Regions from separate parts of the Homo sapiens genome. Here all the other regions are linked to region 2. The links are chromatin loops, found by intact Hi-C in ENCODE. Cell type or tissue: endothelial cell of umbilical vein. All regions are shown on one strand. Each heading gives the region's core, and the rest is flanking DNA. Links, peaks and the distances in the headings are about the cores only.

Evidence for each region. A loop is a pair of places that touch in the nucleus more often than their neighbours do. Peaks named below come from ENCODE experiments on the same cell type or tissue, not always from the same donor. Only the 100,000 strongest peaks of a DNase experiment are listed, where the experiment ranks them.
Region 1: it touches region 2 in a loop (4-fold over the local background); 2 of 110 quality-filtered maps call a loop at or near these places.
Region 3: a loop joins it to region 2, with 8 times the contacts of the local background. A loop is called at or near these places in 5 of 110 quality-filtered maps.

What each region holds. Positions count from the first base shown.
Region 1 is chr1:207,082,882-207,087,065 of GRCh38, reverse strand. No RefSeq gene overlaps it. Among named protein-coding and RNA genes, the nearest start is that of C4BPB, 3.9 kb to the left of the region's middle. RefSeq lists an enhancer at 1,904-2,113. In endothelial cell of umbilical vein, for the core only: a CTCF peak has its summit at 2,202; a DNase peak (open chromatin) is centred at 2,175; H3K27me3 peaks cover 239 bases.
Region 2 is chr1:207,203,087-207,207,270 of GRCh38, reverse strand. The region is part of intron 1 of LOC107985251 (a long non-coding RNA gene); the gene reads left to right. Among named protein-coding and RNA genes, the nearest start is that of LINC02942, 35 kb to the left of the region's middle. In endothelial cell of umbilical vein, for the core only: no CTCF peak of the experiment used is centred there; DNase peaks (open chromatin) are centred at 1,460 and 2,010; H3K27ac peaks cover 1,387 bases.
Region 3 is chr1:207,302,846-207,307,029 of GRCh38, reverse strand. The region is part of intron 3 of LINC02942 (long intergenic non-protein coding RNA 2942); the gene reads right to left. The region is part of intron 1 of LOC107985251 (a long non-coding RNA gene); the gene reads left to right. Among named protein-coding and RNA genes, the nearest start is that of CD55, 17 kb to the left of the region's middle. In endothelial cell of umbilical vein, for the core only: no CTCF peak of the experiment used is centred there; a DNase peak (open chromatin) is centred at 2,029; H3K27ac peaks cover 1,665 bases.

The DNA.
Region 1 (4,184 bases), core at 722-3,221, 120 kb after region 2:
TACTATAACCAGGAATCATTTGCATTGTTCTCAGATAAGAGTCATTTGCATTCCTATAAATTTACTGCAAATTAACCTCTATGCTTAAAGAGTTCTAAAAGAACTTTAAATAAAGTCAGTCAGAGATCATCTCCAGAGGGCCTGCTAGAAAATGCCCAGGAATCCATTGAGCATTTACTCCAGTGATCTCTTTTTGCTAATCCTAAGCTTTGAATAATTTTTATTTACATACCCCATGTTCTACTTCTTGAGGAATGCATGTTCTTCAGTATCTTTTATAGATTTATATACAGAATGTTTGTACAATAAATTATTTTAAAAAGGAAGGAAAATCTAGTTTAGCCCTACATAAATATGGACATAAAATAGAACATGTATTACAGGAAATAATTGCAAGTAATTCTTCATCTTAATGGCTTACTTCAGATTCAGAACTATAGGACTTTAGAAACCATATCACTTATACTATTGTCTTACTAATATTTCTCCATAAAATATAAAAATACAAAAATATTCACACTAAGTGGGCTCTATAGAGACAATAAATAGCATCACAAAGTTTGGGTCAGGTTTTTTCTGTCAAATGAATTAGAAGAAAACTTTGTCTCAAAGGTTTTTGGATTTTAGAATTAGAGATTAAAGAAAGAAACAGAGAGTGATTGAGAGAGAGAAAGAGAGTAATATGGTGGGTCTTGGGGGAGAGGCAGAATCAGAGATAGATGCAGAGAGATAGAGATGCTTAGGAAGGGGTGTCTGGGGACTCTGAAGGACAAGTCTCCACCTGGCACTGCCATTGTCCCCCGCCCCAATCCCACTCTTCCCTCCTCAGCCCTCTCTCCCCACAGGATGAGCAAGAGCATCAGAGACAGAGATGGAGACAAAAGACAGACAGAGGAGACACTGACAGAGTGAATCAGAGAGAGACAGAGACAGAGGAATTTCTCCTCTTCTCTCTGCCTCCCTCCTCCTCTCCCCAACACCTCCCCCTTCACCACCTTCCTGCCTCCCTCTGCTCCCCTTCCAAGCCTGCATATTCTTCAGGGCTTACCCTCAGCTCCAGGACAGGGTCCTCCTGGGGCTCCTGATGGGTGAATATTTACACCACAAGAGTAAATAAAGATTACAGGCTTATATATTTTACTATTTGTATCCAAAATTAGGCGAATTAATAAATGAGCGTTAGCAGGCTCTTCTATTCCTTTGAACATTAAAAGATAGTTGGATCTATGCCAGATCGTTTCCTGGAGAACTGGGGTAATAGATCAGGTGAAACTGTTGTTCTCAGACTGGCTTCATTGCTTTACAATGGAATGGGCAAGCTGGGCATAGTGGTTCACACCTGTAATCTCAACACTTTGGGAGGCCGAGGCAGGTGGATGGCTTGAGCACAGGAGTTCAAGACCAGCATAGCAAGACCTCATCTCTATAAAAAATAAAATTTTATATATATTAGACAGGCATGGTGGCATGTGCCTGTAGTCCTAGATACTTGGGAGGCTGAGACAGGAGGATCACCTGAGTCCAGGAGATCAAGGCTTCAGTGAGCTGTAATTGCACCACTGCACTCCAGTGTAGGCAACAAAGCAAGAACCTGTTTCAAAAAAACAAATAACAACAAAACACAAAGAAATGGGCAGATGGTAGTTAAAGGAAGAGATCAGGAGGTGAGGAAGGAAGAGTAGAAATATAAAAGTCAGCAATGCCCAATCTGGGGGAAGAGTTGTGGGAAGTTATAAAAGGGGCACACACATTGCAGTGTGTGTAAGATTTTAAGAGAATTCAGGAAAGACTATTTTAAGAAGTTCTACAGGGTGTCATGAATGGATTCCCTTTGGTCTTTGTCAAGAGAATTCAGAAAAGATTTAAATTGCTCTTTTAATGTTTTTTACACGTTGGGTTGATGTTTCCCCAATGCCTGACCAAAACAACCTGGGCCAGAAAAGTGTGGGGGGCGCACAGCCACATACTCAAACTTATGTACAAGGCATTTGAGGTTGGGGCATGGAAAAATGCTGAGGCACTGTGTGTATGTTATTTGTGCATGAGAATATAATTCCTTGACCCTGAAAACAGGACAAGGAGTGGAGTGTGTGATAAGGAACGCTGAAAACAGCCTCCTGAGAATGCGGTTTGAGTGCTTTGACAAGGCCACAGGTGTCTCACAACCCGACCTCAAAAAGCCATCTGGTGGATGTTTGTGGTGTAACAAGCCCTTTCAATGAATACATGGTGGGCAGATATTGGGGCGGACTCTCCTCAGAAGAGCTGCTCCCTCCCCCGCTCAGCTGGAATTTTCTGAGAACTCATTCTTGGCGTTCACTGCAAGCTATAAGCTTTGCAAAAAGTAGCCTTAGGCAGATTCCATGGGAATGTAAATTTTAAAAAGAATTTGTAAAAATCAAATTGTGCATGAAACACTGTAGAATAAGCTTTAATTATGAGTTTAGATGGACCTGCACTGTGGCAAGATCAGAGTTGATGCATTGTTACTCTAAGTTTTAGGGGACAAGAATAAGTCACCTTAAAATATGCCTCTTTGGCATAAAGATTATTTTGAACTGCAGGCAAATGAGATGCAATGGAAGCAGAAAGAAGCCTTCCTGGAGTATCTCTTAGATGACTCTAAGCAGAAACTTCTGAGGAATGAGGACTGCTGTAAGTCCTTTCTCCGGAGGGAGATTTATGTCCACAAAGAAGTCAGTGTCAAGACAGACCTACACAAACCTTCTCCATTAGTTTCTTTCAGGTATTTGCCTTCTCAAAATTTGCAGCCCTAGAAACTTAACGTTTTTTCCTTTGTCTTGTCACTTCTCTACAAAGTTATTGCTCTTTTGTTAAGATGCTATATAAATCTAAGCTCTAACTCCCCTTTGAGTTACTCATCATGAGGTTCCTCCCAGGTGGGGTGTGCTTCACACATTAATAAATTGTTTGGGTTTCTTTTGTCAATCTGTTTTGTTAGTCTAATTTACAAAGTCCCAGGCAGAGAACCTAGGAGGGTAGAAGGAAAAATAATTTTTTCCTCTCTTACAAAGCAATGGCAGCCTAACTCCTCAAAGGCTACTGCTCACCTTGTTATAGCTCTTCAGACCTGCTACAATGTTTCAATTACCTACTAAGGCAGGTTGCTACTTCTTCAATAGCTATTGAACCCTTCTTTGGTAACTAAACCCTAATTATAACTGGCACAAAGCCACTTGGAATAAAAATATTCCAGCCTGCATGAAAGCTGTATGTAGCCACTTGACTACATTTTGACCAATGAGGTATAAGCATAAGTGTGCTTGCAAAATCTAGGAAATATTCTTTTTTTAATTTTTAACTTTACAGTAGGTGTATATATTTATGGGTTACATGAGAAGGGAAATATCCTTAAAAGAAGCTGGTATGTCCTGTTGCCTTCTTCCTTCCTGCTGGCCAGAGTGTAAACATGTTTTCTGCAACTGGAGTAGCCACCTTCCTCTATGAAGTAGAATCCAACACATTGTTCTTTTTGAGCGAGAGAGACAGAGAAAGAGAGAGAGAGCGAGTCTCACTCTGTCATCCAGGCTGGAGTTCAGTAGCATGATCATAGCTCACTGCAGCATCAAACTCCCAGGCTCAATCAATTCTCCCACTTCAGCCTCCCGAGTAGGTAGGACTACAAGTGTGCACCACCATTCCTGTCTGATTTATTTTTTATTTTTGTAGAGATGGGTGGGGGGGGGGTCTCACTATATTGCCCAAGCTGGTTTTGAACTCCTAGCCTCAGGCAATCCTCCCGCTTCAGCCTCCCAAAGAGCTGAGATTACCAGCCTGAACCAATGTGACCTTGGAGTTGTTATTTTAGATTTACTGAAATCCACAGCTGAAACCAACTCTAATCTGAAACAGAGTTTGAGTGAAATGACTCAGGAATTTAAATTCAGAAAAGAATATTTAACAGACTTTATTAAAGCATACTCTGACACAGTTTCCCTTCCCATCCATAAATTCTACAAAGACAATGGGGGAAAGAGGAGAGAACCTAGGAAGTGAAAACTGAATGGCAATGAAGAGGCAAACATATCAGTGATGAAGGAAACCCAAATGGATAAACAAGTTATTCTCTGAAAGTAGGCTGGATGTTTGGTGAAGGGCATTAAACATGTTGAGAGTAGACCCCATGCTACAGTGCTGCTTCCCAAGCGTTCCTATGCTTCTGA
Region 2 (4,184 bases), core at 834-3,333:
GCAGGCAGGCCTCCTTGAGCTGTGGTGGGCTCCACCCAGTTCAAGCTTCCTGGCTGCTTTGTTTACCTACTCAAGCCTCGGCAATGGTGGGTGCCCCTCCCCCAGCCTCGCTGCCACCTTGCAGTTTGATCTCAGACTGCTGTGCTAGCTATGAGCGAGGCTCCGTGGGCATAGGACCCTCTGAGCCAGGCACAGGATATAATCTCCTGGTGTGCCATTTGCTAAGACCATTGGAAAAGCTCAGTATTAGGGTGGGAGTGACCTGATTTTCCAGGTGCCGTCTGTCACTCCTTTCTTTGACTAGGAAAGGGAATTCCCTGACCCCTTGCGCTTCCCGGGTGAGGCAATGCCTCGCCCTGCTTCGGCTCATGCTCGGTGCGCTGTACCCACTGTCCTGCACCCACTTTCCGACACTCCCCAGTGAGATGAACCCGGTACCTCTGTTGGAAATGCAGAAATCATCCATCTTCTGCGTCACTCACGCTGGGAGCTGTAGACTGGAGCTGTTCCTATTCGGCCATCTTGGCTCCACCCCCCAACATGTCTCATCATCTCAGTTTTATAGGGGATTGATATATTTAGCTTTTTGAAGAACTTATCAACTGAAGTTAAAGGCATTATATATTATGTTATTCACTGTCCCTTGTAAAATAACTCATGCAAGAAAATTGCTTTCTATTTTCAAAACAAGAAAAAATGTTTCTCCTGTAAGCAGAACTGATATGTTTATTTTTGTCAAACAATGTAAATATGTGATACATTATAGTTCCCATTTTAATTTGACTCAAAATAAACTCAATTACAATTACTGTATAAATTTAAATTTAGGGAAATTTATCTCTCTTACATGACTTTGATTTTCCATTTTTATTTTAGCACATTTAAGTTATAAATATTGTTACAAACTAATATATTTAAACTTTTTGAAATTATTAAGCTTCTACTGGGTACTGAGGTAGACATAAAAAATGGAAAAATAAAATTTGGAAAAATTTTTTTCAGTATAAATATCCATTATTGGTTATATATTAATATTTACAATGAGGAAGAATTTATCATATCTTTAAACTTAAAATTATCAGTGTCTAGAAAATTGATAATTTGGTAAAAGTCTTGTGAACACAGGACTGATAGCTATTCACAGGGCTATTTCTGGATTGGAAACCTTTATTCTTTTTCTGAACCTTAATTTCCCACATTACAAAATGGCAGCTCAACCCATAGTCACCATTCACATATAATTTTTCATCTGAAAGTTTCTAGTTAAGCAGCTTCCTTTTTCCTAGGCTCTTTTTTTAAGCCTGGAGAGAGATTGAATCACATACTTACAGTTTGTTTCCCTATAGTCAGAGAAGAATATTTGGCAGCAGAAATTTTGTAATTGACCTTCTGCTGGACTGTATTAGTACCAAGTTAGTATTTCACATAATTTCATGTACTGTTTGCCCATGATATAATTATTAAGCACATCCTGTATACACACCTCTGAGGCAAATACAAAGATAAACTAGTCATAATAGAAGGAAAAACAAGTCACCTAAAAGCAGTTGATGAATGCGATGACTCTGCCTTCTAGAAATAGGAACAATTGTTTCAAGAAAGAATGTAAATGCTTTAAAGTTGACAATACAAAAGTAACGTTGTAGCAGAAACAGGGTGCTAGGTGGAGGGAGAAGTGGAGTTCCACAGGAAAATAGAAGCAGTAATCTTCTTTGTTGCACGATAGAAATTCAAGTTAATAAATAAGCAGGCAGGAGACTGGAGAATCATTCTCCAGAGAAACTGGGCAGAACAGAAGAGATACCAGTAAAAACTGATATTTGGGTATCCCTCTGAATTTGTTAGGGCATAGGCTAAGCTGCTATAACAAACACACTTCAAACACAACGGCTAACAAGGCAGAAGTTTATCTCTTTTTCATATGACAGTCCAGAGATGGAAGTGCATTCAGAACAGTCACGAGCTCTGACCCAAGTTGACAAGGTCATCCAAGGGCCAAATGCTTTCCCTTTCATTACTCTAGCATCCGCAGGAACTGTCCTCAGAATGGCAGAGGCTGACTCACCATCACTCTTGCCAGCACTTCAGCTCACCGCGGGGGGAAAGAGGAAGCGGAAAGCAAGTGGGGCCGGGCGCAGTGGCTCACGCCTGTAATCCCAGCACTTTGGGAGGCCGAGGCGGGTGGATCACAAGGTCAGGAGTTCAAGACCAGCCTGGCCAAGATGGTGAAACCCCATCTCTACTAAAAATACAAAAAAATTAGCCGGGCGTGGTGGTGGGCGCCTGTAATCCCAGCCACTCGGGAGGCTGAGGCAGAGAACTGCTTGAATCCGGGAGGCAGAGGTTTCAGTGAGTCAAGATCGCGCCACTGCACTCCAGCCTGGGCGACACAGCGAGACTCGTCTCAAAAAAAAAAAAGAAAAAAGAAAAGAAAAGAAAGCAAGTGACTTCTTTCCTAAGAAAGTAACTAGGAAGTTGTGCACATTGGGAGGTTACTCCGAGGGAGCATCTAACAGAGCAGCGGATACCCTGCTGATATTCAAAGGGGTGAGGGTAGTTGTATTACCTAAACAAGTAGGGGAAATGGATACTGGGAAGCAATCAGCAGTTTCTGCTACAACTGCCAATAAGAAAAAAGTAGTTCACTGCCCAATCTCACCATGTACATAGAACTTAAATAATCAGTGATATGGGTCTCACTCTTTAAAATGAATATATAACCTAGAACCATCATCAACAGAAGTTTGCAGAGAGCAGAATAGAACTTCCATAGAAACTATTATTAATATCCTCTGAGAAATATAGGTAGGCACTGTATCCATAAAAAACAGAATACTTTTTTAAATGAAGGGAATATTTTTGAAAATGGTTAAAATACAAAATCAAGAAATGATCCCCAAAGAATGTGGGGAAGGGATGAGACAGAGATGATGTATGGGAAAAAGAGAGAAAATTTAAGAAAATTACTAGATTGACAAAAAGGATCAATATCTGACCAGTAAGATTTCTCTAAAAATAAGAGAAAAATATAAAGAAGACAAAAAAAACTATACCAACAACATTTCTCAGAATAAAATATGAGTTTCCCTACAGAAAAACAAGGATAAAAACATCCTATATGATCAAGAATTAAAATGGTTCTGGCTTTTCTACTATAATATTGGAAACTGTAATACAAAAAAAGATACTGTTTAAAAGTTCTAAAAGAAAATTTTTTTAACCCAATTTTCTACACTCAGCCAAATTATCAACCAAGTGTGAGAATAAAGACAGTTTCAAATATGTTGGAGCTCAAAATTTTACTTCCTGTGCATCATTTCTTAGGTGGCTCCTGGAGGGTGTGTTCCAGTACAATGAATGAATAAGTCAAGAAAGAGGAGAACTTGAGTCCAAGAAGCAAAGACAGGGCAAGGAGGTGAGCCTACAGACTTGGGGGCATCCATTGTATATTATAGTGTGTAGCAGACCCTGTCAATGTCCTGTTAATATCATTAGGGCCCTGCCACTTCAGCACACTCTGGACAACTTCCAACTTCCCCAAATCTGCTTCATTTAGACCAGGCTCTTACCAGAACCATTGACAGCTACTCTGCCTTCTTACAGAGAAGGCCAGAAATGCTAAGATATTAATACCTCCCAGAAGCAGACCTCAAATCGTGAAAGCTATTATATCAATTTAATTTTACAATTGTATTAGAGGCAATGAAAAACACAATGTTTCAGGGATCTGGCAAAGGGAAGTGAGAGATATGAGTAGGGAGAGAGTGGAAGACTAGAACAACTTGTCAACAGATAGGACCACACAGAAAAGGCAACTGTAGAAGAGACCATCTTTTCCCTACCTTTGTGCCCTTGGCCTACTCTGGAGGTTGCTATAGACAGCCCATTAGGAGCCACTGGCTACCCATGTCTGTCTGCCTAACCATGATCCCCATCCTCTGAGCCTGCTCAACGAACCAATAGTGTGGATCCCTCATGTCTGGGAGCCATTGCTGCTAGAGCAAGACTTCACCAGTGAGGGAAGAGAATAGGTAGATATATACCCAGGTCTTCATCCTGAGGAGAACAACTCAGAGTTGAGTGTGCCACCAGCTCTCAGCGGGTTCTCAGCATGCTTGAGCCCCTCTTAGCAGTACGAGAACCTCCTCAACAATGTTTCCTCTTTTGCTTTCCTTCCTTTCCCA
Region 3 (4,184 bases), core at 722-3,221, 100 kb before region 2:
TTCACTGTCAGTTTTCCTAGAGTTGAGAACTACTCTGATTTTGATTTTTCCATTTAATGCCCCTTGCCTCTTCTCTGGATAGGAGAAATGGCAAAAACCTTCTTTGTCAAACAGCACTTCAATTAGAAGCAAAACCATTAGTGCTTTGTGCGCACATTGAGCAACTGGGATCCTTCAGGATTGGCTGCTCTCGAGAAAGAAAGCTTCCCACGGGTCACCACACCCCACCCCACTACTTTATCCACAGGGAAGCAGCTGTATCAAATGGCCAATGGTCCTAGTTCCTGGCAGAAAGTAAAAGCATGATAATAGTCTCCTAAATGCTCTGCATATGAGAAGCGTCCTTCAGGTCTGTCGACTTTATATACACTTTCAACTGATCCTCCTATTTTCAGTTTAATTCCTAATCTCCAAAGGTTCTTTGTGCCTCCAATTTCTGAGCCTTTCTGGGGTTCTGCAGCATAAACAGACTGGCTACAGGCAGGAAGGTTTTAGCTTTCTACTTTCTGCTAAATCGGTAACAATTCAAACACCTTTCTGCATCTCCTCTGCCATTTATTCTTTTGTGTTTTTATGCCTTTAAAAAATTATTTTTAATTTTAGTTAAAATGACACTGTAATTTTAGTGGCATTTTGAGAAAGAGTGAAAATAAATACGAATAGTCACTTATTTTTTCAACAGAAGTCACTATATATATATATACATATACTATGTATATGTGTTACTGCTTAACCATTTCATGAAATGCTCTCTATTATCATCTTAAGAACAGAGACTCCTTTATCAGCTATATGAATTTAGCATCTGGCTAGGAACTTTGGAAAAACTGGATATGTCAAAATAGAGAACAGAAGTATATGTTGAATAATCTTCTTTGCCCCTGGAATAGAAATACCTAGCAAATAAGGCAAACTGTGAATCAGCTTTTCCCTCTTAAATGGCTTAAAGAGGGGGCTCTTCTTAACCAAAATGCTACCTAAAATGCAACAAAGTACATCAACATATGTCTTTTGCAAAGCCAATTAACTTGTAATTTATATTTTTAAAAATATTCAGATATGACTCATGTTTCTTAATAAAATTCCTTGACAAAAAGTGAATTCAAGGCCCAGGGTTTGCTGGAGATAACAATCCACCTGGTAAGACATGGATTTAGACTAATTTTTAATCACTAATTTTATGTTTTCCATGTTTAATATGTTTAATCACTAATGTTTATCATGCTTCTACTTTGTGCCAGGAACTAGGACCATTGGCCATTTGATACCGCTGCTTCCCCATGGATAAAGTAGGGGGTGTGGTGGCCCATAGGGAGTTTTCTTTCTCGAGAGCAGCCAATCCTGAAGGATCACAGTTGCCCAATGTGCGCACAAAGCACTAATGGTTTTGCATCGGATTGAAGGGCTGTTTGACAAAGGTTTTCGCTATTTCAAATACGTAACTGGAGTCTAAGTTTCCAAAAGGTGCTCCCAAGATAAAAAATTTCTGTGATGATATCAGCTTGCACTTAATGGACAAACCAGATTCTTTGAGAAATGTCAGTAGTTTTAATTTAGCAGCTGAAATCTGAATATGTTTCAGTGTTTCTTAGTGAAGCCTTTTCTGCTGCGAAGGATCCACAAAGTCCAGTGTAATTTCAGGATAAGCAGATATGATGTGTGGAGGGTGCAAACTGGCAGTCTGCATGCTGCTTCCAGAACGTGATGTGCATTGCTTGCCTAGGCTCCAGCCTTTCCACCTCAGCTGCTTTGCCCTTTACCTAAGATGTGATTTATTTATATACCTGCCTAACTCATTTTACTTCAGGATGGAGATTAACTATTATCAGCTTCAGGAAGTCTTCCGTAACCTTCCCACACACCTTGAACAATATTCTATTATAACATTTAACAAATATCTGTAATTGTTTTTGCCACTAGACCATGGCCTCTCAAGGACAAAGCTTAGGAATGAGTCATATTACCGCTCAACTAATACAGTGCATGACATATAAGATAGAGTCAATAAACATATGAATGAATGGACAATGAGTGACGCTGCCAAGAACAGAGATTTAGTTTAGTTCCCTTTCCTTTGATTAGCAATCTTGGTCTAGGTGTTATGTACGTAACAGCCATCATCTTATGGGCTTATAATAAAATAAATAAAACAATAAAATAACACGTCACTTAGCTATAAATGAATGAGTAATGTCTCTTAATCTTTCCTATTAATTGTGAGTCATAGGATCTGGGCATGGTACATAATATGTCCCATCATAATATTAAATATATTGCAGGGCGGTACAAACAAACCATTCTATCAGGCATAGAGAAGAATGATGTAGAGCCTAAGACTAACATAAACTCAAAGGGCAGAAAATAAGACAAAATATGCAAGCAAGGTAACAAACTGCATGCCATTTACCAGATTATAGTTCATTTTCCATTTAAAATTTAAATTATATTTAAATTCCATTTAAAGTAAAAGAAATGGTTAAAAAATACCAATCCAGCTATTGCGGGAAGTCAGGAACCCCGAATGGAGGGATCAGCTGAAGCCATGGCAGAAGAACATAAATTGTGAAGATTTCATGGACATTTATTAGTTCCCCAAATTAATACTTTTATAATTTCATACGCTTGTCTTTACTGCAATCTCTGAACATAAATTGTGAAGATTTCATGGACACTTATCACTTCCCTAATCAATACCCTTGTGATTTCCTATGCCTGTCTTTACTTTAATCTCTTAATCCTGTTATCTCGTAAACTGAGGAGGATGTATGTCACCTCAGGACCCTGTGATGATTGCGTTAACTGCACAAATTGTAGAGCATGTGTGTTTGAACAATATGAAATCTGGGCACCCTGAAAAAAGAGCAGGATAACAGCAATGTTCGGGGAACAAGAGAGATAACCTTAAACTCTGACAGCCAGTGAGCCAGGTGGAACAGAGCCATATTTCTCGTCTTTCAAAAGCAAATGGGAGAAATACTGCTGAATTCTTTTTCTCAGCAAGGAACATCCCTGAGAAAGAGAATGCGTCCCTGAGGGTAGGCCTCTAAAATGGCCGCTTCGGTGGGCGGCCGTCTTCTATGGTCGAGCTGTAGGGATGTAATAAGCCCCAGTCTCCCATAGCGCTCCCAGGCTTATTAGGACGAGGAAATTCCCGCCTAATAAATTTTGGTCAGACCGGCTGTCTGCTCTCAAACCCTGTCTCCTGATAAGATGTTATCAATGATAATGCATGCCCGAAACTTCATTAGCAATTTTAATTTCACCCTGGTCGTGTGGTCCTGTGATCTTGCCCTGCCTCCATTTGCCTTGTGATATTCTATTACCTTGTGAAGCACGTGATCTCTGTGACCCACACCCTATTCGTACACTCCCTCCCCTTTTGAAAATCACTAATAAAAACTTGCTGGTTTTGCGGCTCAGTGGGCATCACGGAACCTGCCAACATGTGATGTCTCCCCTAGACACCCAGCTTTAAAATTTCTCTTTTGTACTCTTTCCCTTTATTTCTCAGGCCGGCCGACATTTAGGGAATATAGAAAAGAACCTACGTGAAATATCGGGGGTGAATTTTGCCCGATATCTGGCTGAATTTCCCCCGATATCCAGCCTGACCAGTTCTGTGGTTTCTATTAGTAAATGAAAACTATGCTTTTTCCACTCTGTCAGTTTCAGATTATTTCTTATCTTCCCTCTCGTATAAAGTTTCCCAGCTTCTGTGGAAATTGTTCCATTGAGCAATGCTACTGTTCAACACCTTCTGCTTGCTGTTAGGTACTGACCTCTCTTCAACCCTGCTTTTGATTTATAAAAACTTCAACACCCTCAGAGTCTTCCTGTCTGTCCAACATCCACCCATTTTCAGGATGACATCATATCCTTATTTGATACTCTGGTCACTTACTGCCTTGACTTACTAACTTCCATGGACCTCCTCCATGTCAGCCAGTCATTCCCATAGACACACCCTGGAAGATGTCATTGTCTGGAATTGCTCCAACTCCAAAAACATTTTTTCAAACATCAGTCTCTCTGCATAAACTTTAATCAAATGACTCTCAACCTATCATTCTTTGTCCTCATTGAGATCTTCCAACTCATAGATTCTTTACTTTGTATCTTCCTCTCAGTTCCTGTCTGTCTTCATTTCTTCCTCTCCAGATTGACATTCTATGGCCCATCACTTC